Linked DNA regions of Mus musculus: all the other regions are linked to region 1. The links are chromatin loops, found by intact Hi-C in ENCODE. Cell type or tissue: left cerebral cortex. All regions are shown on one strand.

The links. Hi-C counts contacts between places; a loop is a spot of excess contacts. Peaks named below come from ENCODE experiments on the same cell type or tissue, not always from the same donor. Only the 100,000 strongest peaks of a DNase experiment are listed, where the experiment ranks them.
Region 2: a loop joins it to region 1, with 3 times the contacts of the local background. A loop is called at or near these places in 4 of 42 quality-filtered maps.
Region 3: it touches region 1 in a loop (4-fold over the local background); 4 of 42 quality-filtered maps call a loop at or near these places.

The regions. Positions count from the first base shown.
Region 1 is chr13:102,641,631-102,649,630 of GRCm38, forward strand. No RefSeq gene overlaps it. Among named protein-coding and RNA genes, the nearest start is that of Gm41046, 21 kb to the right of the region's middle. In left cerebral cortex, a CTCF peak has its summit at 3,421 (motif pointing left); DNase peaks (open chromatin) are centred at 3,393 and 4,958; H3K4me3 peaks cover 245 bases; H3K27ac peaks cover 845 bases.
Region 2 is chr13:100,843,725-100,851,724 of GRCm38, forward strand. No RefSeq gene overlaps it. Among named protein-coding and RNA genes, the nearest start is that of Slc30a5, 14 kb to the left of the region's middle. In left cerebral cortex, CTCF peaks have their summits at 420 (motif pointing right) and 3,602 (motif pointing right); DNase peaks (open chromatin) are centred at 427 and 3,671; H3K4me3 peaks cover 693 bases.
Region 3 is chr13:101,905,563-101,913,562 of GRCm38, forward strand. No RefSeq gene overlaps it. Among named protein-coding and RNA genes, the nearest start is that of Gm41044, 100 kb to the right of the region's middle. In left cerebral cortex, no CTCF peak of the experiment used is centred here; DNase peaks (open chromatin) are centred at 497, 3,671, 5,299 and 7,487; H3K27ac peaks cover 1,123 bases.

The DNA.
Region 1 (8,000 bases):
CTGCCTTATCCATACTGGAGAGGGATTGAATCTCATAAAAGGAATTGGAAAAGACCTGCTACGGAGGGATTACCCAGGACTGCAGAATCTTCATGACCCTTTGCTGAAGGAGGGGGGCTAGTCTTTTTTTAAAAGAAAATGATATACATACAGAAATAATTTATCAACTGATTAAACACCAAGATAAGGTACATGATTCTTCAATATCACTAACAAATCAACTGCTAGCCAGCTCTCGACTGATCTTTTACAGGTCTTTTAATGTTCCTTAACAAGAGGCTTCTAAGGGTTCGAAAATAGATTGTTGGAGTCTGCGCCCAAATCAACAAAGGCCTCTCTTGTAGCCCCCCACCTCTCAAGGCAAGCCTGTGGGGTTCAAGGCCTGACAGCCGGATGTGGGCCTGGCATAGAAAATATGTTGTATGTATTTGTAGCATGCTGTATATACCACTGAGGAATGTCTGTGGCTTCAGAGAATCAAGCAGGTACCTGTCTATGCCTCCCATGGTCTCCTGGAGCTGAGCACCCAAGCAAGCCACCCCCAAGTCTCAACTGCATCAAATCATTAGCCAAAGAAGCCAAAGTCAGTGGCATCTTCGGAACAAGCCGCTAGCACATCAAAGATAACGCAAACACCACAAATAGGCCAGGCTGTAAAGAACACCCTTGTGTTTCTAAAGCAGAGGAGGAGCCTTGAGGCTCACTATAGATCCAAGTCCTCTAAGTGAGTTCTCCACATTCAGTATTCATGGCCCCTTTAAAAGGCAGAATTAACAAACATCAGAACAAAGAAATAAATGCCCGGGCTATCAGTGGTCAAGAACCATTGATCGAACACAGCTGGAAGCTTCAACGTAAACCCAGGTCTCCTGATTGTGTCAAAATTGAACGTGGTAGTGCACATCTGTAATACAAGCACCAAGGACTCTGAGGCAGTAGGACCAGAAGTTTGGGGCCAACCTGGGCTACATAGAACCATGAGTATAATTAATTCTTTAAATGTTCTTGGTTGCCTTCCTACTTTTGGGGCTTTTTTGAGGGTTTGAATTTTCAGGATTTTGCTGCTTGTCTTTAAGACTAGGCCCTACTCTATAGCCCAAGCTGGCCCTGAACTCACAGCAATCTTCCTGTTTCAGCCTCATGAGAGTTGGGATCATGCCTGACTTCACTAATTCTATATTAACCAACCTCCAAGTGATTCAAAATTCCTCGTGAGGGAACCAGATTATTTGCATTTTTTTCAAATCAAGTTAGGAATTTGGTTCTTTTGTGATGGTTTGCTCCAGAATCTAGGATACTTCCCCTTCTCAACTATCCTATAATTTTTAATTCTAATTACCATAGGATATATGGTATCTTAATTTTTTTAAAACACCATCAAATTATCTGAATTTTTTTAAAGATAATGTGATGAATTGTCCAAACAAGTTGCTTGGATCCCCAATGTACTGTGAGAATTGGCATATAAAAAGAACAATGTGTATATGTATCAGAAATAGCTGCTATCTTGGCCCAATGTATGACAGGGTATATTGCAAACTTTACTTTCTTTACAGTTCTCTCTCTCTCTCTCTCCCTCTCTCTCTCTCTCTCTCTCTCTCTCTCTCTCTCTCTCTCTCTCACACACACACACACACACACACACACACACCTTTCCTTCCATATACCTTTTCTACAAGCTAATAGACATATGATTCGTATAATAATAATATACAGTTCTGTTGACTACTTCAAAACAATTCATAGCAGTAGTAGCAGAAATAGCTGTTTATATTGCTGCAGGCTCAAATTTAGTTAACACACTGGTTATCTAAATAAGGAACATTCCTTAGAGGTTCATATTTTAATTAGCATCTTTTTTTCCCCAAGTAGGGACTGGATAATTTTTATATCATGAGTTGTATTTACAGCTGGAGCAATGCCTCTGTAATTGAGTCAGCCAAGAATCAACCCAGCCATAATTTTCATCAGCGACCTGTATGGTTTTCCCCAGCTAGAGGGAAAACCAGGGACCTTCCCCTGGCCACCTGCTCTGTGGATGATGGGAAAATATGACAGCTTGACTGACAAAGTGATGAGATTATATAAAAGAAGGAGAAAAGAAATACACACACCCTCAGGGTATAACTCAATGGTAAAGTATAGGCTTGGCACACTGGAGGCCCCGGGTTCAAACCCAGCTCACAGTCAGATACAGCAGTGCTGGGCTGGAGTCCCGGAGACTTTGTTTGCTGAATCTTAAGGACCCATGAACTCAAGACCAGATGGGGCAACAGAGTGAGATTCTGTCACATAATAACAACAAAATACTTCCAGCCACACACACACACACACACATACACACACTGCTCTCTATATTGTCTCTTTCCTTTTCTTTGTTAAAGTAATTCATAATGTTTTATTAGATTTTTATCTAAATTCAAATTGTGATGTGTAGACATTTCCCTCTAACATCCCTGAATTTTTCCCTAGAGAATAACTACAAGGCCCCATGCCATTTCCTGCCGTGTAGTGTGGCACTCGTAGGGGAGTTAGTTCTTGGGACCTCATGGTAGGAATGGAAATGCTCTCATATCTCCTGATCTAGAGGGCTGCTCTGAGTTCAGCAATGCGAATCCCTGGGCTTCTCTGCTTGTTCCCCTGGACGACTTTCCACTCCTGCCTTCAGGAACCAGATTGTCCGAGCCATTATAGCAACATCCCATCTTCCGTGTACAAACTTGTGAAATACCAGCTTTTCATCTCACTGTCGGCAAATGGACGCCTTATGCACATACAGAACACTCTGCCACGACTCTAGTCACTGGAAATAACGTGGCACTGACATCAGGGAGTCACATAACAGACGACATGTCTAAAGGACAGAACTATTTTCCACAGAGTATTAATTTACCAACTTCCTACATGACAATTTCCCAAAGCAGCCGAGAACATCTGTGACCCGCAGGCTTCATGTTTCCCTTAATGGGGCACTAATTGTTTTTAAATAAATGTCCCCCACTGTGCAAGCTCTCAACGTAGAATAGAAGTGGGTTGAGGGGTAGAAAGCCTAGCCTATCATTCTGATGTCTAAAATGTCACACTTTCAAAGATGCCAGGGAGATGAAATGCATTTAATAATCAATGTAAAAAATTTAACACATGTTGAAGCTCCTGTTTGAATTATAAAAGTATCAATTATAAAATGTCTACCCTCCCCCGCAAAAATACCAATTTCCACTCCCTATAACATTGCTCCTTAAAATGGTTACAGGCGGGATCCACATGCATACAGCAGACTACACAGGCGTTGCTGGTGCATGCGTTTTGCTGGCTCGCTCTTGACACAGACTATTTTCTGCACGAAAGGCTCTTTCATTGTGTTTTCCTTATTTGTATCTTTTTCGGGGTTTGGAAATGAGGTGTTTTCATAGCGCCACCTTGTGGTCATGAGCCATATGAAATTTATACACCCAGCCTAACCTCAGCTTCCTTTCCCGGACTCGGCTTGTTGGAGATTTTTGTTTCGCCTTTGTTATTGTTTTCTCTTTCCTTCTAGTTAATATTCAAGAGTTGTTCTTTGCCAGTGATGCTACTGAGAATAATGACCCAATTCAAACAAAATAGACCATTAAAAATTTTTATGAAAATGTCCTAATGTAGTACCTGCACACTTAGGGATATGCCCCTCAATCAAGGGACTGCGGAGAGGGGTGTGCTAAAACCCCATGGGCACAGGAGAAATGTTGAGGCGGGCTTTAACTGAGAGCATTCTGGCTAAACTTCCCTTACATCTGCCGTGGTTTTCAGGGCTGGCGCTGGTCTGAAATTCAGAGAGCTCAGCAGGACAGGCAACTGATTCCAAGGCACAACGATGGGAATATTAAAGCCATTGATATTCTCCACACGGCAGCAGGAGCCACAGCCAGGTGCTAAAGGAATTGGTGGTTTATGAAGAAATAATCAAATATTCTTTCCTTCCCTTCTCTTTTTTTTGTTTTGTTTTGTTTTGTTTTTTGTTTTTTTGTTTTTTGTTTTGCTTTTTTTTTCCAGCCTCACACCAGACCCAGCCTTCTTATCTCCAGGGAGAAGAGTGCCACTCTGTAAAAATAATAGAACTCTTCCCCCCATGTCTCCCAAAACCACTTCAATTCTGAAGGCTTCATTACACTCGAAGAAACTCCGGTCCAATGACAGGTGTGGACTGTCAAGCTTTGAGGTAGGTAATCATGGAATAGAGTTTTTAAGATTTAGATAACTAAATCCACTGAAGGCTCCATCCACCTTTGTAAGTCGTTGACTCTCAGAAATTTGAAACAGGCCGGGAGGTAAATTTGCATGGTAGAAACAAAAGAGGAGAGGATACCTGGGGGTGACATTAACAAGAAAGGACCCGGTCCCTGGGCTACTTAAGAGCACCAAGGCTGCTCAAGGACCTTCCCTGAGTGGAGGCCTTGGAAAAGGTGACCTAATTTAAAGGGCGAGCTGAGATTCACACATAACTTTGTGCATGCATGCGTGCACATAAGCTCAAGGATAAACATCCAGCCCCGTTGGCATAGACATCGGGTTTCGCCTCAGCTCCTAGATTTGACCTCTGTGAAAGACAATGGCTTCTGACTTTCTCAAACGTCAACAAGAAATCCGCAAAGAAGGCATAGGGGTCAAGGACTCGAAAGTCGCATTTGTAGACAGTGTCACAACAGTGTCGCCCTGACAGAGCGGCTGAGGATAAAACTCTTATGTGTTTGAACCTGGAGAGGATGAGGTAACTGGATGGGCCACAGGAAGTCCCAAGTGGGCCACGGAAATTGACAAACCCCCATGTGTCATCCCACAAGTGAAGGTTCTGGAAGTTTTCCAAGTCTGCCAGTGATCCCAGCTGACCTTTCTCAGTCTGGCAGACTCGGGGCCAGACTGTGGAGAAAATGACTGAGAAGCAAATTCCTGCTGCTTCCTGGTGAGCCCGCTTCACTTTCCAGTAAGTCCCCAGTGGTATAATTGTTCCTTTATCTGCACAGGAAGAGAATTGTCGATTCCTTCTGGAAACTAGAGAGGGCCTGCCCACTCTCCTGGATGCTGGCTCAGAGTCTGTGCATAGGCAGACCTGGAAGGAAGCCCGGTCCTGCGGGGACCACCATGTCATAGTAGCTCTCAGCATCAGGCTGGATGGGGACTTTAATTCTCTAAGATTCAAAGGCCTCGTTGATGATCACCAAGCAGAACTTGCTGTATGTTACTATGAAACTTGGACCAACAAAGGGTGACCCACTGGCCAAAGCCAGGCCCTCTCCTGTGTTTATGACCGCGTCTTTTCAGAAGCATATCCCCGCTCGTTCACATTAGTCCCCTGTACACCAACTCCCCTCCATGGCAGAGGTGAGGAGCTGCACCAGAGCTCCCATGTCTGCCCAGCCCGGATTGCTCACTGCCTGGGCCTTCACATGAGAAAAGCTCACTGACTCCAGTTCAGCAGAAAGGCCGTTCTGGTAAGGCAGTGTAGTATCTGGAAAGACCCTGAGAAGGGACTCAAAGGCCTGAACTCAGGCTCTGCCTCTATCAGAAACCAGCAGGTGAATGACTGAATACCTTTCCAGGGGCACGGGATGTAAAAAAAAAAAAAAAAAAAAAAAAAAAATGTGATCTCCATCTCCAGTGCCAAACTGGTTACCCAATACTTTTTGTTTCCAAAAGCTTTTTTTCCTATTTGTGACCCAAGGACTATGATATTTGAGGTTATTACATTGGTATTGACACCTTGTAAAAAATAAATAAATATGGGAATACAGAGATAGAGAGTTCCTTGGTTTAAAGCACTATCTGCTCTTTGAGAAAACCCAAGTTTGGTTTCTAGCATCCATCGAAGTAGAGTACCCTACAACCATCTATAACTCCAGCCTCAGGGGGGTCTGACACCCTTGCTGGCCTCCACATGTACATGTGTGTGCAGACACACACACATAGACACATAAATTTAAAAAAAAAAAAACATTTTAAAGAAAGACTAGAAACACTCATTTAGGTCCCCACACAGATGCATCCCAAAGTACTCAGAGCCCACTGATACACCCACACTTCCTGCATTGCCCCTCTACAGAAGAGACATGTGTCTTCTGGGGCCTCACCATCTGTGGAGCAATGATCAAAACATTACTATTCAGTTACTCTCTAAGCACAGCTGTAGAATCACGGAGACGTGTTTTTACAAAACCAAGCAATTGTCTGAGTCTGTCTCCCAACCGAAGAACGGGGAAAGTCTAATTCACAGAACAATTCCTACTTTATAGAGCCTTTATATACAACATGCGGGGTACACTCCTGTTTACTTGTTTTTCATGCCATCTTTATTTAGTGTGTACTTTATAAGACTTGCAAATAGTTTCCAAACATCTCCGAATTTAAGAGGAAAAATGCAACTGAGTGAAGCTGATTTAAATTAGCTTAGTCTGGGTTCTTCCCAGAAGCAGAGCCCAGATGAGAGAAGATGCCTTATTTTTGGAATTGATTTGAGGAAACAAGTAGAGAAACAGACAAATTAAAATAGGGCCAATCATAGGGTCTTCAACTAGGTTGGTTACTGGATATGGACAACCAAGGATCCTTCCTCCTGGGCTACTGTGAGCTTCTTTGTGGAATGGCTTCTGGTATACCTTCCTGAAGGATGTAGGTCAGACATAATGATACACTTACTCCCATTATTGCCCTATGTGGCTCTAATCTGCTCACATTTCCAGTGTGAACACGAGGCAGAAGTCAGATCTGCCACAGCCTGAAACTCCATATCAGCAACCAAAGATTGTATGATACACCGGCCGGAGGGAGCCCATGCATCACAACTGCATAGAGCATTCATAGCCAAGACCACAGTCAAACAGCAGGCTGGGAGAACATAAAGAAGGACACAAAAACACCCCACCCAGCATGTGAAGTCTAAACCCTACTATGTCATATTCCCCAATCACCAGCACTTAGGGTAGTATGGCTGCAGTAGTCCTTTACTATCAGGGATGCCTCTGACATTATAATAAATTCCCTTTGTTTGCTGGCTTATGCAGAAGACATCAGATTAACACTTTTGATGAAAAGGAGAACTCGAATTCTCTCCCATTGAATAGAGAGCAATGAATGGAGGAGAGTGTAAGAGATGTCTCCAGGGGCTTGGAGAGATGACTCAGTGGTTAAGAGCACTGACTGTTCTTCCAAAGGCCCTGAGTTCAAATCCCAGCAACCATGGTGGTTCACAACCATCTGTAATGGGGTCTGTAATGGGATCCGATGCCCTCCTCTGGTGTGTTTCAAGAGAACAACACTGTACTCACATACACAAAATCTTTAAGAGAGAGAGAGATCTTCAAAAATTGAGCAGTATCATAGAATTGTTTCAATAGACCAATGTGCTCCTAATTCAAGGAAGTACCAAGAAGGAAAAGTCACCCTTGAGCAATGATCAAAGCGCATGTAAAAAATAAAATAAAATAAATTTAGAGAGGCTTAAATAAATATGTGTGGGGAAATGAGCATCCATGCAGTTGATGAGGGAGACAGGTCCTCCTCCATCATGGCTCCCTGGACCTCATCCCAGCATATTGTGTTCCATCCACTGGTATCAGAGCTCCAGGAAGAGGTGACAAGAAGTAAGAGTTACTTGTTTTGCTTTTAAGAAAGCTGGCATCATAGAATTTAGATCTTCTCTGAAATTTTAGAAGCAAATCCAAGTTCATTCCTCTTTTTTTGTTGTTTGTTTCTTGTTTGGTTGTGGTGGAGTGTGTGTGTGTGTGTGTGTGTGTGTGTGTGTGTGTGTGTCTGTGTGTGTGTGTCTGTGTGTGTGTGTCTGTGTGTGTGTCTGTGTCTGTATGTCTGTGTGTGGTATAGTATGGTATGGTATGGTATGGTATGGTATAGTATAGCACATGCAATGCGTGTGTTTACCTGTGCCTGAGTTTGTAGAGGTCAGGGGTTGGCTTAAAGTATTTCCTTCCATTCCACTCCCCCTGTATAATTTTTTTATACAGGTCTCTCAT
Region 2 (8,000 bases), 1.8 Mb before region 1:
CACGAAGCAAAGGAGATAGCTAACTCACTGAGCCTTAAATCATTTTGATTCCAAAAGTTCAACTGCTAAAATTTGGCCTTGGTAATTAGATTCAGCATATGAATTTTGGAAGGATCATAGCATCCACCAAATAGAGAAAACAGCTATTTTAATTTTCCTTTCTTTTAAAAATTTTGTTTGGGGCGGGGAAAAAGAAAAAAAAAATAAAAATTTTGTTTAACTAAATTTGAGATAGGGTCTCTCTGTGTAGCCCTGTCTGGTCTAGAACTCACTATGTAGACCAGGCTGGCCTTAAAATTGCCTGTCTGCCTCTCAAGTGCTAGGATTAAATTGCATGTACCACCACACTAACCCTCGTCCCCAAGATATGTTTTGTGTGTGACTATGACATAAGGGTGCCAGTGCATGATGAGGCCAGAAGAGGGTGCCAGATGCCCTGGAGCTGGAGTTAAACAGGCAGTGATGAGCCTCCTGCTCTGGGGTGAACTGGACAAATGAAATTATATTTGTTATCTTCTTCATAGATACCTGGGTTGTTTCCATTCTGGGATATAATAGATGAAGCTATTATACGAATTTTTGTGTTGACAAGTATTTCCTTCCTTGATGGTAAATATCTAGGAGTGGAATTGTCAGATCACAGAAAATCATTATTGTAAGCACTTTTACCTTTATAAGATGCCCAATAATTTTATAGGCCTATCGACAATGTATGAGAGTTCTGATTGTTGCGTCTCTGTGTTAACCTTTGATGTTGTCAAATCTTTTCAATTGAGTGACTTTTTGACAGATGTACACATAATAGTATCCCCTTTAAACTACATTTTCTTCAATGACTTAAAAAAAAAAGCCCAAACAAACAAACAAAAAACAACCTGTGAGTATTTTTTATGTTCCTGACATTTCTTTTTTTTAAATATTTTTTTATTACGTATTTTCCTCAATTACATTTCCAATGCTATCTCAAAAGCCCCCCCCCCCCCCCATGTTCCTGACATTTCAATGTCTTCTTTTGAAAAGTGTCTTGGGTATTCCAGAGGCATACATTCAGCTGGAAAGGCCTGGAGCCATCTTGATTTGTGTACTGCTATGATTGCCCCAAGAGAAACCACAGTTGTGGCTTTCCAAGTTTGCTATCCCAGAAAACTCTCGTCGCTTCCACTGTCTCTTTATCTGCCTCTGTCTCTTTCTCTCTGTGTTTCTCTGTCTCTTTCTTTCTCTGTGCCTCTATCTCCCTGTCTCTCTGTCTCTCCGCCCCATTCTCTGTCTCTCTGTGTATGTCTCTCTCTACATCTCTCTCTGCCTCCCTATCTCTCTCTTTTTCTGTCTCTCTCTTTTCCTGTCTCGTTGTCTCTCACTGTCTCTTTCTCTATATCCCTGGGTCCCTGGGTCCCTGTCTCTGTCTGTCTGTCTGTCTGTCTGTCTGTCTGCCTGTCTGCCTGCCTGTCTCTGTGTCTGTGCACATGCATATGTGCTTGTACTTAGTTTGTGAGACCAGGTCTCACTGTGTAGCTCAAGCTGGACTGAAACTCGTGATTCTCCTGCTGTAGCCTTCGGAGTGCTGGGCTTACTACCATCACATCGAGCTCTTAGCTGATTTTCTTTCCAAATGGTACTTAATAAGCTTTTTAAAGCCAGTCAGTAACAAGTGAGGGTTTCTTCTACTTTAAAATCCAGTTCCCTGAAACTAAAAAGTAAGGTTTGTGTCGTCAGCCATGGTTGTAGCATACATAGAGTGATGACATCATTTCTAGTCACTGTTGCTTTCCTGAGGCCTATTGGCCATTGCATAATTTCCATGCAGGAACAAAAGATGGACGCCAAGCATCCAAGGAGAGTGATTTCAGAAGCGAATCCTTTCTCTTGAATACCTAAAGATCTTTTACTCTTCCTCTTTGCAGCACTCCATGATGCTAATGGTATAGGACATGTGTGTGCTCTGGTTTGCCTTCATACTATAAATACTTTGAGAGTGTGCTGACTAAAGTTGACAAAGGCTAGAGCTGTCTGAGAGAAGAGAACCCAAATGAGAAAATGCTTCCACAAGATTGGGGTGTAGGCAAGCCTGTAGGGCATTTTCTTAATTAGTGATTGATGTGGGAGGGTCTAGCCTATTGTGAGTGGGGACACCCTGTGCAGATGGTCCTGGGTTCTATAAGAAAGCAGGCTGAGCAGGCTGTGGGGAGCAAGCCAGTAAGCAGCACCTCTCCATGGCCTCTGCGGCAATCCAGGTTCCTGCCCTGTTTGAGTTCCTTTCCTGATTTCAGTGATGTGCTAGAGTAAGCCACATCTAATTCTTCCTCCCCAAGATGCTTTGATCATGATGTTTCACCACAGCAAATGATACCTCGAGTAAGGTAGAGATCATAGGCATGTTCCATTTGTATCCTCTATACCACCCCGAACTGATAATCAGTAAGTCTTATACACACAGAAATAAACAAAAAAACAAAACAAAACAAAAAAACCAAATAACAAACCCAAAACACTTGTTTAATAAAAATGTAAAACAAAAGAAACCCAAGCCCCCAAACTGAAACAAAACACTAAAAAAACCCGTCTCCCCCCCCTCCCCCAAACTCAAATCTACAAATCTCCACAATATACCAAGCCGAGAGAAAAACTGATTAATGAGCCATAAGTTGCATCATTGTCTTGTTCAGGAGATGAGTCATGACTGAGATGCCAGGGTCTCCTCCCGCATCCCTGTGGGCACAGCATTCGGGGACAGAGATCAGCTGTAAGCACACTAAGTGGCTGTACTTGTCATCACTAGGAAACTTACAGTCATCAGTCTTGGAGTTCTGTGCTCGCAGCCGTGGCCCCTAATGTACAGAGCTGACTGGAGGTTACTTACAGAGAAGCGTGCTTTAGTCAGCCCAGGCTGTTTACCAGTGCACCACAGGCAGCGTGGCTGCTGAAGCAACCAACACAGATATTTATTATGCCTTATAACATTAGCAAAATTATAGTTATGAAGTAGCAATGAAAATCGTTTTGTGGTTGGGGGATCACCAGAACATGAGGAGCTATATTGAGGGTCTTGAACTCACAGCCCCAGGAAGGTTGAGATCCACAGACGCAAGGATCCCAACTTGAGTGTGGGTGGTCTTGTTCTCACAACTGAACACAAACCTTATTAGTGCTCAAAGGCCCCACTTCCAAATGCTATCACCTGTGATGACTGGGGTTTCAACATAAAAGCTTTGGTGGCGGGGTAAACAAATATCAGTACAAACGGGTGTGGTGGTTTACAACTATAATTCCTAACGTGTGAAAGTAGAGGCTGGAGGGTCCGGAGCTCAAGATCACTCTCTGATACAGAGTAAATAGCCTGGGCTGCAGGAGACTGTCGCAGCCGCCAAACCAAATCCCATTCGCTCTCCAGCAGAGGCAGTGGCAAATTATATTGTAATCTCTATTTTAAAGAAAAGCTCAGTGGCTGAAGTTGGTGAGCCTAAGCTGTTCGAGCACTGTCCTAACGACAATGGGCTCACCATCTTCAGTCTCGTCATTCATCTGAGTTCATTTGTTAGGTATCAAGTGTTGTGTGATGTAATGAAGAAATCAGCCTGAAGAGAAGGGAGAGAAGAAAAAAATGTGAAGCCACTAGAGGACGATGTAATACAACAATACAATGAATCCAGACAGTACAAACACAGTGGAAGCTCCGCGGAGTGGGCGGGCGGGCACTGCAGCCTCCCGGGACTGGGGAGCGAAGCTGGCCTTCAGCTGCATCTTCCCATCTGCCCAGGGAAAACAGCTCACGCGTACTTGAGAACTCCCACTTTAGAGGCTGACTTTGGATGAGTTTTACTGAAAGTCTAGCGTGTCTTTGGCCGATTTTCTGCCTCTTGCAGGTCTCCTGAACTTCTTTTCCCTCTCAGAAAAGCTCACCCCTGGGAATGGGCTAGGATGTGGCTCAGTGAGTAGAACGCTTCTTTTCCTCCCATCCTAACCCTTGCTTTCAGTTCCAAGGAGCCAGTAAAAAAAAAAAAAAAAAAAAAAGGCATGGTGGTCCGTGCCTGTAACCCTCAACTCCTGGGAGTTGGAGGCAGGAAGATCAGAAATTAAATTTAAAGTGGCAAGTTGCAGGCCCTCTGGGTTACATGAGACCTTGTCTCAAAAAAAAAAAAAAAAAGGTTATTTATTTATTTATTTTTCTGTTGAATGCAGCTGGATTTTGGGTTTTGATCACCCAGAGGCTAACTTACTTTCACTGTAATACATTTTGATTTTTTTTTTTTTTTCATCATTTGGATTACTGAGGAGTTTCTAATTCATTCTTTTTTTTTTTTTTTTTTTTTTTTTTTTTTGATTTTTCGAGACAGGGTTTCTCTGTGTAGCCTTGACTGTCCTGGAACTCACTTTGAAGACCAGGCTGGCCTCGAACTCAGAGATCCGCCTGCCTCTGCCTCCTGAGTGCTGGGATTAAAGGCGTGCGCCACCACGCCCCCCCTAATTCATTCTTGAAAAAAATTATTTAATTAATTTTAAACAGAGTTTCACTGGCTAATCTGGACCTCTATGTAGGCTAGGCTGGTCTTGAGCTCACAGAGATCCATCTGCCTTTGCTCCACACCTGGCTCAATAACACTTTGATATCAAGCTGGATAATTGTTTGAAATTGGGCCTCATTATATACTGCAAAATGGACTTTAACTCACACATGTAGCTGAGGCTGGCCTTGAACTCTTGATCCTCCTGCTTGTTGGGATTCTGGGTATGTGACGCTATTTCCAATTTAAGTAATTCTTTGAATGTGTTCCCTTGTTTCGTCCTTTCATACTTGTATTTCCATCACAATATGATCTGAGTGGAGACTTTGAGAATGTCAGTAGTGTTCTTTTGATGAATCTTTGTATTTAAAAAGGGCACCAGAATATTTGTCTTGGATTTATAAGTATTTAAAATTACTTACTGGAGTCCTCAGTCACTATGAGTTGCATATCGAGTGCTTGCCTCCATAAAGCATGCCCTTAGCATGCACTAGGTGAAATGAATAGACCCCTGAGTGGGGGAGGGGGGCTCCACAAGTTCTTGAGGAATCTCAGAGAGAGACAGAACAGAAACCCTGTCAGAGTTCAGCTTGCTTGTCCATAGGTCACAGGAAATTCATGTCCAGAGCCTTTTGTTGAGGGAAGTGGCACTGGGAAGTTCCTGATTCATAGATCGTCATATTCTAGATGAGTATGATGCCTATGGCCGATGCTTTATCTAAGGTCATTTCAAGATCAGAAACATCAACATTGTTAAGTTTGTCTTTGTTAAGGTTTTTATTGCTGTGAAGAGACACCCTGACCACATCAACTCTTATTAATTTTTTTTTTTTTAAATTGAGGCTGGCTTATAGTTTCAAAGGTTTAGTCCATTATCATCAGAGTGGGAAGCATGGAGACATGCAGGCAGACAGGGTGCTGGAGAAGAAGCTGAGAGTTCTACGTCTGGATTGGTAAGTAGCAGGAGACTGTGCCACACTGGGAATAGCTTGAACATAGAAGACCTCAGAGCCCGCCTCCACAGTGACACACTTCCTCTATCAAGGCCACTCCTACTCCAACAAGGCCACTCCTATTCCAACAAGGGCATACTTCTTAATAGTGTCACTCCCCCTGGGCTGGGCATTCACCAACATGGAGTCTATGGAGGCCACTCCCTTTCAAACCACAAAGCCTAAAGCAGGTTCCCCTGATGGCAATGTTGCTGACATTGTCCTAAATGACAGCCTGGGCACAGGTCAGGATGGATTCTGACCAGGTAAACAAAAAGGTCTCCAGTGGATAAACAAAAGCGCCAACTTGTCATTTCCCAGAAACCTGGGCGGGGGGGGGGGGGGGAGGGGGAAGTGGGTTTCTGCTTGTTAGAAAAGCCATTCATTTTTTTTAACCACCCCTATAGCTAACCACCTCCAGCAATTGGGGTATGGTTCTCAATTAAGCAAGCTTGCAACAGATCGAAGTCCCCATGCTAGGTCTCAGGTGCCACAAGCCACCTACTACACTCTTCCTCCCAGAATGTTCTTGTTCACAGGCTTTATCCAGCCGCAGCCTGGTGCCTTAAGACTGGCGAGGTTCTCCTCATTTTGGTGTTCTCTCTTTGTGGCCATACACACCCCAGAGAGACAGCCCTGGCAGCTTGAATTCCCCCAATAAATCTTAATTTCTACCCATGGAATGGCCCAGTTCATTGGAACTTTGTTAGAAATGCATACTCTCGAGCTGTTACTGGAGATGCACTGGATCATAACTTTGGGGGCAGCTCATGCTTTCCTAAGCCTTCCAGGCCACCCCATGCTCAAGTTTGAGAAACGTTGGTCCAGTGGCCTATGAGGTGGTCTACAGACTACTAGCTGAGTCTCGAGTGTTGATCTTGGCAGTTGGTAAGTGTAAGGTAGGTGGATGGTAGTGGCCAGACCAGGAGTGGCCAGATGGGGGCCAGGATATAGATGGAAAGAGGCTGTTGGAGTTAAGAGTTGGGTTAGTTGTGGGGTCAAGATACAGTGAGATGCTGGTTGATAGCAGATGAGCTGAACAAGGAGAATTCCCGAGTTATCCACAATCGTGGAGTCAATGGACAGAGTCCACAAGTAAGCGTGGCTACCTGGGTTCCTTTGTTAACCCCTGACGAATTGCTACTGACCAGGTTTCAATTTTATCAGAAGCTCTACTTGAGTAACTTGGAGTTGTCTTGATACGCACACTGTGTAGCTCACTTGTACTATGATTTAGCTTAATGTACAGTATATAAGTTAAATCTCTCTCTCTGTGTGTGTGTGTTTGTGTTGGGTGTGAACCAGAAAAGTTTCTGTAAACTGAAATAACAGAAGCTGAACTAACTTTAGCTTCATAGAGAAACTGGTTGGATTTCTTGCCTAGTGGTTTGGCTTGGTTTTTGAGAAGTAACCAAAGAAAATGTATTTATATCAAGGCTTCCATATTCTTTGTTTACCAAGGCAGGTCAACAATGTGAAATACAATGAAACTGCTGTGGACTGAATCATATCTCTGGAAGTTCATATATTAAAGGCAGAGCTCCCATGTGATGGTGGTATTTGGAGATTAGGGCATCTAAATAGGTTTAGATGAGGTCACAGTGAGATTATAAAAAGATGACAGAGAGCCTGATCTTTTCCTACCATGTGAAGATCCAGGAGGAAGGCAGCTGTCTGCATGCACTGAAGAGAGCTTTTCCGCAAAAGGCCTCAACTGCTGTGAGAAACCAACTCTTGTTTAAGTACTATGGTTGGTGGTCCTTTGTTGTGACAATTCAGATCTGTCAAAGATACACTTCATATGGTATGATGGCATAGACCAGGAGTCTATGGCATGTAAGTTGTTGGTTATGCATCAGGACTTAAACTTTTCTTTTGCTAGATACATCAGAATATGGACCCATCAATGGCCCCAAGTTTCACAGGCTTCTTTGAGTAGACTTTTGGGAGACTTAAGATTCCTTCTCTAGTTGCTCTGGAAAGCTAATTCTGTAATGTGTCTTGATTCACTTGTTTCTTTTAAATCTTGCTGTAGTTTTTATTTGAAGCTCAAGCTGTTGCTTTTTCTTTTTCTTTTTTTTTAACCTTAGAAACAAAGCCTTTCATATGTTCTTGAGTTGTGTTTTTATTTTATTCTTTGAGACAGGGTCTATCTAGCCTTGTCTAGCTTGGAACTCAAACTCATAGAGACCCACTTGCTTCTGCCTCCCGAGTACTGAGGTTATAAAGGCCTGAGCCACCATACCCAGCTTTTTTTTTTTTTTTTAAAGATTTATTTATTTATTATATGTAACTACACTGTAGCTGACTTCAGACACACCAGAAGAGGGCGGCAGACCTCATTACGGGTGGTTGTGAGCCACCATGTGGTTGCTGGGATTTGAACTCAGGACCTTCGGAAGAGCAGTCAGTCAGGGCTCTTAACCACTGAGCCATCTCGCCAGCCCCATACCCAGCTTTTGAGTTGAGTCAAAAAAAGATTTATTTAGTGTATGTGGGAGTTTGCCTA
Region 3 (8,000 bases), 740 kb before region 1:
TATTGGAGAAGATGGGCCACTGGGGGTGATCTTTGAAGTCACAGATCAAGATATAGCTCTCAGTGACTGCTCCAGTGCCTGCCTGCTGCCGCCATGCTTCCTACCATGAACAATAATGGACTAAACCCCTGAAACTGTAAACCAGCCCTCAATTAGATGCTTTCTTTCTTAAGAGTTGCCTTGGTCATGGTGCCACAGCACTAGAAAGATGACTAAGATAGCCAGCACTCACAATTCTACATCGTTTGTAAAGAGAAGGGGGAATTGAAACCCACAGGGTGGATAAAAAAAATGTCAATCAAAATAAATACCAAGTTCCAAGATATTTTAGAAATGCAAATACAGAAGGAAAGAAGATTTTTAAGCTGCATGATGTCATGAAGGAGCTGTCTAAGGGAAGACTATTTTGAGGAAGAGCCTCTTGTCATTGAAGTTATATTGCGAGGCCCCCACATGTGTGGAGGTGGAGTGGCGAATGTTATTTTTAAGTAGTGTCTAAACTTTCAGTGTATTTAATACATGCCTCTGAATGGAGTGGAACGAAGATTTGCAGAGGCTCTGTGTGACTTCGAGAGTGGATTTCAGTTCATATTCTGGATATTCCTGCCTGGCATTTCTCCCTTCCTGTGCCTTGAGTGCCACCCAAGGCAGCCAGGGTTTCTCTAGCCCAGCTGGGTTGGATTGCAGTGAAGCAGTGACTTTAAAAAGTTTACAGTTTACTTCAATCCACTCAAACCTAATCATGGCTCACAGTGGGTAAAATTATCCCTTCCTGCAATGTGAGGCTCAAATCTCTCGGCTGGGGTTCTACTCCGTTCTCTTATTGGATGCAACACAGGTTATGCTAGCCTTCATAATGGCCCTAAGCCTTAATCACTCCCATCTGTTCAATATTACATGGTAATTTGGTAGTGAAAGAGTACTAGGCTCGGAGCCAGTTTGATTTCAGTCCCTAATTAGCTGTGTGACTCCAACAGAATGGTTCCTCTCTCCCTCTCTTGGCTTATAATCTCTTCCTCTCTGACTTAGGTCTTTCCTCATTCTCTGACCTCCCAAAGTGGCAGGGGTTGGGACAGAGCTCTAGGAAAGTATGTTGAGACTTCATACTTAAGTATGCAGAGGTGAAGTGAAAGGAGGGAGGTGTCCTCATCTCAGTCTTACACACACACACACACACACACACAAACACACACATATACACATTCACACATGCATACATATGCACACATAAACACAAATACATATGCGCACATAAACATACATACACATATACACATTCACACACACGTACTCATATACACATACACACAGGCACACCACACACCACACACATACACATACATACATACACATACTCACACACACACACACACACACACATATAGACAAACACATGCACAACACATACACATACACACACACACACACACACACACACAACACATACACATACACACACACACACACACACACACACACACACACACACATATACACAATCTCTTTTTGTTGGTCTGTGTCTTCTTCCTCCCCCCTATAGTGATAAAAATGCCCAGGCCTCACCAGAACTCAGATCTTCCTTCCACTTGAGCTCTGATTAATTTCCTTTTTCTCACAAGGTTCTTTTTCATTTCTTCCTCTTCATTGGCTCTCATATTCCCCAAATAAGTCCCTAATTATATAATTATCTTCTCATATCTCTCTAAAACCTTCTCTTGCTGTTACTGTTCTCTCACAGCTACCACAGACATACAGTCTGGCCTCTCAAAGGAGTTGCCTCTTGGGCCATCTCAGCCAGGCCTCCAACAGGTCTTTCCCATCTCTTCATACACTCTCCCCACAATTTCATATCACATCACATCACATCACAGTCTGAAACTTCTCCTTCACTTCTCAATATGGGGCTAGATTGATTACATATCTTGTCTAATTTCTAATGTAATTAAAAAAAACCATACACGTCCGATTTTTGTATGTACTAAATTAGTTACTTTTTAAAAGTGCCTCGATTTTTTTTTATGCCTTTCCTTTGTTAAGTTTTGTTTTTTTCTATACTTTCCCACCAGTGACCCACGCTTAGTCTTTTCTCACACTTTGCGTACATGTTTCACTTTTTTTTCCCTGGAAAGCACCCTCTAAGAACTTTGTTCTCTATTCTGAGCCAGTGACCCCTGCTTACCACCTATGGGACCTCACTTGATCGCCACTTGATGATGTGACTATGATTCCGGGAACCTTTACTTGGCAGCCATTTGTGAAACATACTGGGATCAGAACAAAATGGAAAGAGGAACGATGTGCGTCCGTGGGCTTTTGAATGAGCTCAGGCTTGGGAATACCGGCAGGCTTTCGGACTCTCATAGCTCTCAGTAACAGGTTTGGAAGGCCCCCTCTTCTTCTTTCTGTGTTACTCGGGGTTCAGTCACATGAGCGGTGACTCTGGGAGTTACAGGACAACATAAGTACTTCCTAACTAGATTGCACAGTTGTGGGAAATGAGGGGAAGCTGGGGGACAGATCAGAGGCCTTCCTAGCTAGTCACTCAAGAAGCCAGGCACGTCCAGACATAGAAATGTGGAGGTAAAAGGGTGGGGAAAGCCTGTGGCTCTCAAGTATGTGATGATTGCTGAGGGGGCAGCCTCATTTCCGGTGGTCACCAGTGTAGAATACAGGCTGAGCATCAGAGGAGAGCCAGGGTAAATAAACTAGGTCCCCCTGGCATTCAGCGTCTGTTGCTTTCAACAACTGCAGTGACCTCCAGAGGGCCGAGGCTACTGCCCTTCTGTCTCCAAGTTTGAAACTGGTACCTATGTTTGGCCAATTTAGAGCCATTTGGATAAATGGAACATAATTTTAGCTTAATGAAACTGATTCTTATGGGTATGGCCCTAACCTCCTTGACTTTCCATGTCTTGATTCCCAGTAGCTCAGAAGGTGACAGTATTCAGAGACAGGGCCAGCAGAGAGACTGTGAAGCTCAGAAGAGGCCATTAGGATAGACTCTAACCAGTGCGACTAGTGGCCTTCTAAGAAATGTTGACATTTGTGTCAAAGGGATGACTATATGAACTCAGGACAGCCAGCCTCAAACCAAGGAGGGGACCTCAGGAGAAACCAACTCTGCAACACCTGATGTGTAACTTCTTATGTGGCTGGAATTGTAAAAGATGGATTTCTCTGTATAAGCCTCTTAGTCAATGCTATTTGTTTTATTATCCTGTTAGACTAATGCACTGAGCAATCCAGCACAATGACTTACACTTCTTATGCCAGAGTTTGCATTCTAGTTTCAATATTGATGTTGTTATTAATGAAGGCTTTGCAGCAAACATTGATGCAGCAGACAGCCTGGTGAGATAGATACTATTCATTATGTTTTTAATGGATGAATAAAATGAAGCATAGCTAACTCAGCTAACTTGCTTCAGTAATGTACAGAAATGCACAGTAATGAAGCTAGAATCCAAACCCTGGCAGCTTATTTCCAGTCCTTCCTCCCCTTGGGTCTCGCTGACCTCCAGGACACCTGACCTTTCTTTCCACTTCAGCAGCGTCACTCTGTTCGTGGCACATCTTGGTTTAATCTTCCCCTTTTAGGTCATGAATCTAACTTCCCTGTCCTTTTAGTGGATTTCTGCTTTTGTTCACGGGGCAATCTGCCAGGGAACCCAAGTTTAGTCTTGGTGCACATATGGTTCCCCAACCACAGCAGGACTGTGATGACAAATGCATATTTCCCCTGGGAGTAGAGACTCATCATGTGATACAGGATTGCTCACATGGAGAAAAAGACCCGGGTAGTCAACAATCACTTCTAGAACAAAACTAGGTTTCTATGTCATCTTTCACAGTGGTTAGGGGTGTCCCACTCTGAGGTCACCTGAGTACCAGTTGATGTTAGCACCTATCTTGAAGTTCAAGAAATCACATATTTGTGAAGCTACTATTTTTGTATCAAGCATCAATGAATCTGCTTAAACCAAAAAGATATGTGTATATGAATGGCCAGAGTTCCCAAGATGGCAGATTCAACTTCATTTGGAGTAAAGAGGCAAGAGAAAGCCACTAGACATGCCAAAGAACCCATGAACACAGAGTTCTCACTTCCCATTGCTGACAGATTGAATTATAATTATCCATCCTGATTTCAGAAACAGTCCATACAGTGTGAAGTTGAATCCTTTCCTGACATTAAAAACACACATTCCTTTCTCATTTTAAAAGATGCAAATGATGCCCAATGCATACCCTGTCTCAGTAGGAAAAGCGATAGCCAGCTAGAACTCTGATATCAGATATAGAACCGTATGATTTGGAGTTTGCCCAGCTGGGTTTCAGTCTTGCTTTGGTCCAGGATTTCCTCATGTTGCCCCAACGCCTCCCTTTTGGGAAGGTAACGTATATTCTGTCTCATTGTAATTTGGACATATGTAACTCACTTTTTGATTTTACAGGGGGCTACAATTAAGACAGTACTTTGATTCTCAGGGCACTGTGTTGAGACTATTACAGAATATAGCTTTTGAAGTTAAGCTAAATAAACTTTGCATTATATTATGGCCAAAAACCTAAGGGGGCTACGGAGTGAAATGAGGAGCTTGGATGTGAATATTCCCTCTAAGCTAAAATATTTGAACATCTGGTCCCCAGTTCATGGAACTGTTTGGGAAAGCTTAGTAGGTGTGGTCTTGTTAAATTGTGCCACTAGAAACAGGCTTTGGAGGGTAAAACAGTTATATGATTCCCACTGTGCCAGTGTGCTTGTGCTTCTCTCTGTCTCTCTCTGTCTCTGTCTCTGTCTCTGTCTCTCTCTTTCTCCCCCCACCTCCACTACCCCTGCCCTCTTTGATCAAGATGTAAGCTCTCAGTTGTTCCTTTTGTGAACTCCAATCCTTGAAAACCATAAACTAAATAAAATTCCTTTTTTTTTCTCCTGTAAATTGACTTGATCATGGTGTTTAGTTACAGTAATAGACAGTAACTAGGACAATTGGCAACTCCGAACTTCATTTATGTCATATTGCTACATGATAAAACTTTGTTAACACTTTCCTTTTGTTCTATACTTGGCTTCAAAAATACTTGGGAATGAAAATGGAAATAGTGTTACAAAGAGAAAACTCTAGTGAAGGCATTCTAGTTAGGAGTGCCTTCATGGCCTGTCCCGTCTACTGTCTGTCAATCGCATGGGCTCCCATGCTTGGTATGATAAGTTGTGTCTGCTTAACAGTTGGAAGAGGAGGCTGTATGCTTTCACTGTGCAATGGGCCTCTGAAAAAGATGCTCCTGCTTAGGAGTTGTCTCCATGCCAGTTCTCCTTGGCATGAATACAGACTGGAGCAGGATTGCAGTGTACGAAAGGGTAGAGAATGGATAGCTCAGGCTCTTTGAGCCACAGTCGCTTGTCTCTGTTCTATGGCTGTAACTTAAAAGCACCTACTAAGGCTAGGGATGTAGCTCAGTGGCTTGTGTACAGCCTTACGGTGCCATCTCCCACACCTCACATCCACAGGAAAGGTAGATAAATTAGTGCATTTTGTGAAATTTATTCATAAAAACAAATAGAGGGAACTCTACTCATGGACTGTAGTTTGCAAACCCTGAACCAAATAATTTGGATTTAGGTTATCATGTCTGCCTAAGACAGTGGTTCTCAATCTTCCTAAGGTTGCAACCTTTTTAACACAGTTCCTCATGTTGTGGTGACCATGAAATTATTTTCATTGCTACTTCATAAATGTAATTTTGCTACAGTTATGAATCATATTGTAAATATCTGTAATGTCTGAGGGTCTTAGGAGACCGCTGTGACAGGGTCATTCAATCCTAAAGGGATCAACCCACAAGTTGAGAACCACTGGTCTAAGATGGTGTGGACAATATTCTACCATCCTTGGCATACATAGAACACATTTATCATTTTTGCAAAAGCTAAACTATTTATACTATTTTCCCTAGTTTTATGTTCATTAGTAAATGTGATAATCTTGTCAACTTCATTGTGATTTATTCAATAAAGTGGATTGAGACTCAAAGCTTTTTGCTCACCACAGTACTGCATAGAGATGTTTAGCTGGGTACAGGGCAGGATAATAGGGAGTAGCAGTGTTTGCAGATACTTTATTTCATTTCTTAAAAATAAATGATAGCAGATTTATCAGCAGATGATATCAAGCAGATATCAGCCTTGCAGTAATACAGTCTCACTCATTAGTATGTTTTTATGTATTTTCTTTTTGAAGCAGAGTCTCATGATGTAGTCCAACTTGACCATGAACTCTCCATCTTTCTGCTTCAACTTCTCATAGGCAGAGGTTGTGTAAGGATCATCCAGGCCATGCTGTCAGCAGAGAAGAGATGAGATGGGCCAATGGAGATATTTAGAGTAAGAAGGGAGCAGGGTTGGAAGGGTTTTGATGTTGAATCTGTATGTGATTCTGATGCTACGGTTGTAAGGCTGTCACTATTGCTATCAGGTAGTCCTTCATCAGAGCCTCCAATATGTATCCTGGTTTCCATCTACCCCTTCTTACAAACTCACAAACCCTAAACTAATGTGCTTCTTGATGCAGGATTGCCAATTCTGAGAAGTGGCAGAGAAAAGCAAGGTAATAGCAGGAGATCCCTCTCTGTGTCTCGAATTTTATCATCACTGTAGGGGAAAATAGAACTCACAGGGAATATTCCTAGTCCCCTGGAGAGGGTTATGTAGCTCTGGACCCCGGGAACAGGTAAAGAAAATCCCCTTGCATAGGGTTTGCATTTAGATGTCTCAGGTTATAAAGGACTAAGTCTCATGGTCCTGGTCCAGGAAGAACAGCCTGTTAGGTTTTCCAGTTGTCACGAAGGTTAAACAAAGGCTTATCAGTCTCTTGATGGCAGAATAGAGAAGGAAGGGTCTGATAAGATGTCTACTGGTGCTATCAAAAGCAGGTGAGCACTGGAAGCAAGAAGAAGGAGGAGGAGGAGGATGAAGAGAAGAAAAAGAAGAAATAGTCTTAAGGTAAATAAAGTTATATAAAAAGACTTCTATGCATTTTTCTATAGTTACTCTATTACCACAAAAGGATATAAAATGAAGCTCACTTCCCATAAATGTTTTAAGTCCAGAGCCATCTGGATTATCATTAAAAGATCAGCAATATAAAATTTTGACATTTAAGATGATTTAGAATTGGTCTCTAGGTCAAGGGGTTACCATGGGAACTATAATCTATAAATCTGTGCTTTTAAAACAGTGGGCATTTTTTTTTCTAATAGAACAATGATTTCAGATTTTTTTAAAAAAAAATTGTTTTTCTCACTCAGAGAAAAGCAGCCACATAAAAGTAGGACACTGTGTTACAGAGAAACTTGTTGACAAAAGTAGAAGTGGAGATATATAGCTGTTCCTTGGTATCCATGGGAGACTGGATGCTCAAGACCCTTATATAAAACTAAGCACTCTTTGCACAGAACTGATCTACATCCTTCTGTATACTTTAAATTATCTCTTGATAACAATGAATACAATGAAAATGCCATGCAAATACTTGCATCCCAGTGTTGTTTGAAGAACAAAGGTGGGGTAGGGGTGGGGTTTGCACAGGATGGTTGACAGCTACTGTTCAGAAACTCTACACCTCAGCCTCTCACAAAGTTCATAGCCTTTTCTTAAGACTCCTGGGGATAAGAATGCTAGAAAAATAGACGGCCATGGGCACACATTATCCAGTCTTGAGAAACTTATAGCATTACTTTTGCTGTATTCTACTCTATAGATGGGAATCTTGGGGACTAGGATTTAGTGGTTGTAGGGAGCTGACCTAGCCATGCATAAGGCCTTGGGTTCAAATCTCAGCACCTCAAAAATAAATCCAACTCACACTCAAGGTAAGTAACTACTTCTAGAGCAGGAAACGAAAAGGCACCGATTATTGGGACTATCAAAAGCAGCTTTCAGATTTAGTTGTGGTCAAAATCCAAGACACCCTTGTGCCACCCTTGGGGACATTTAAAAA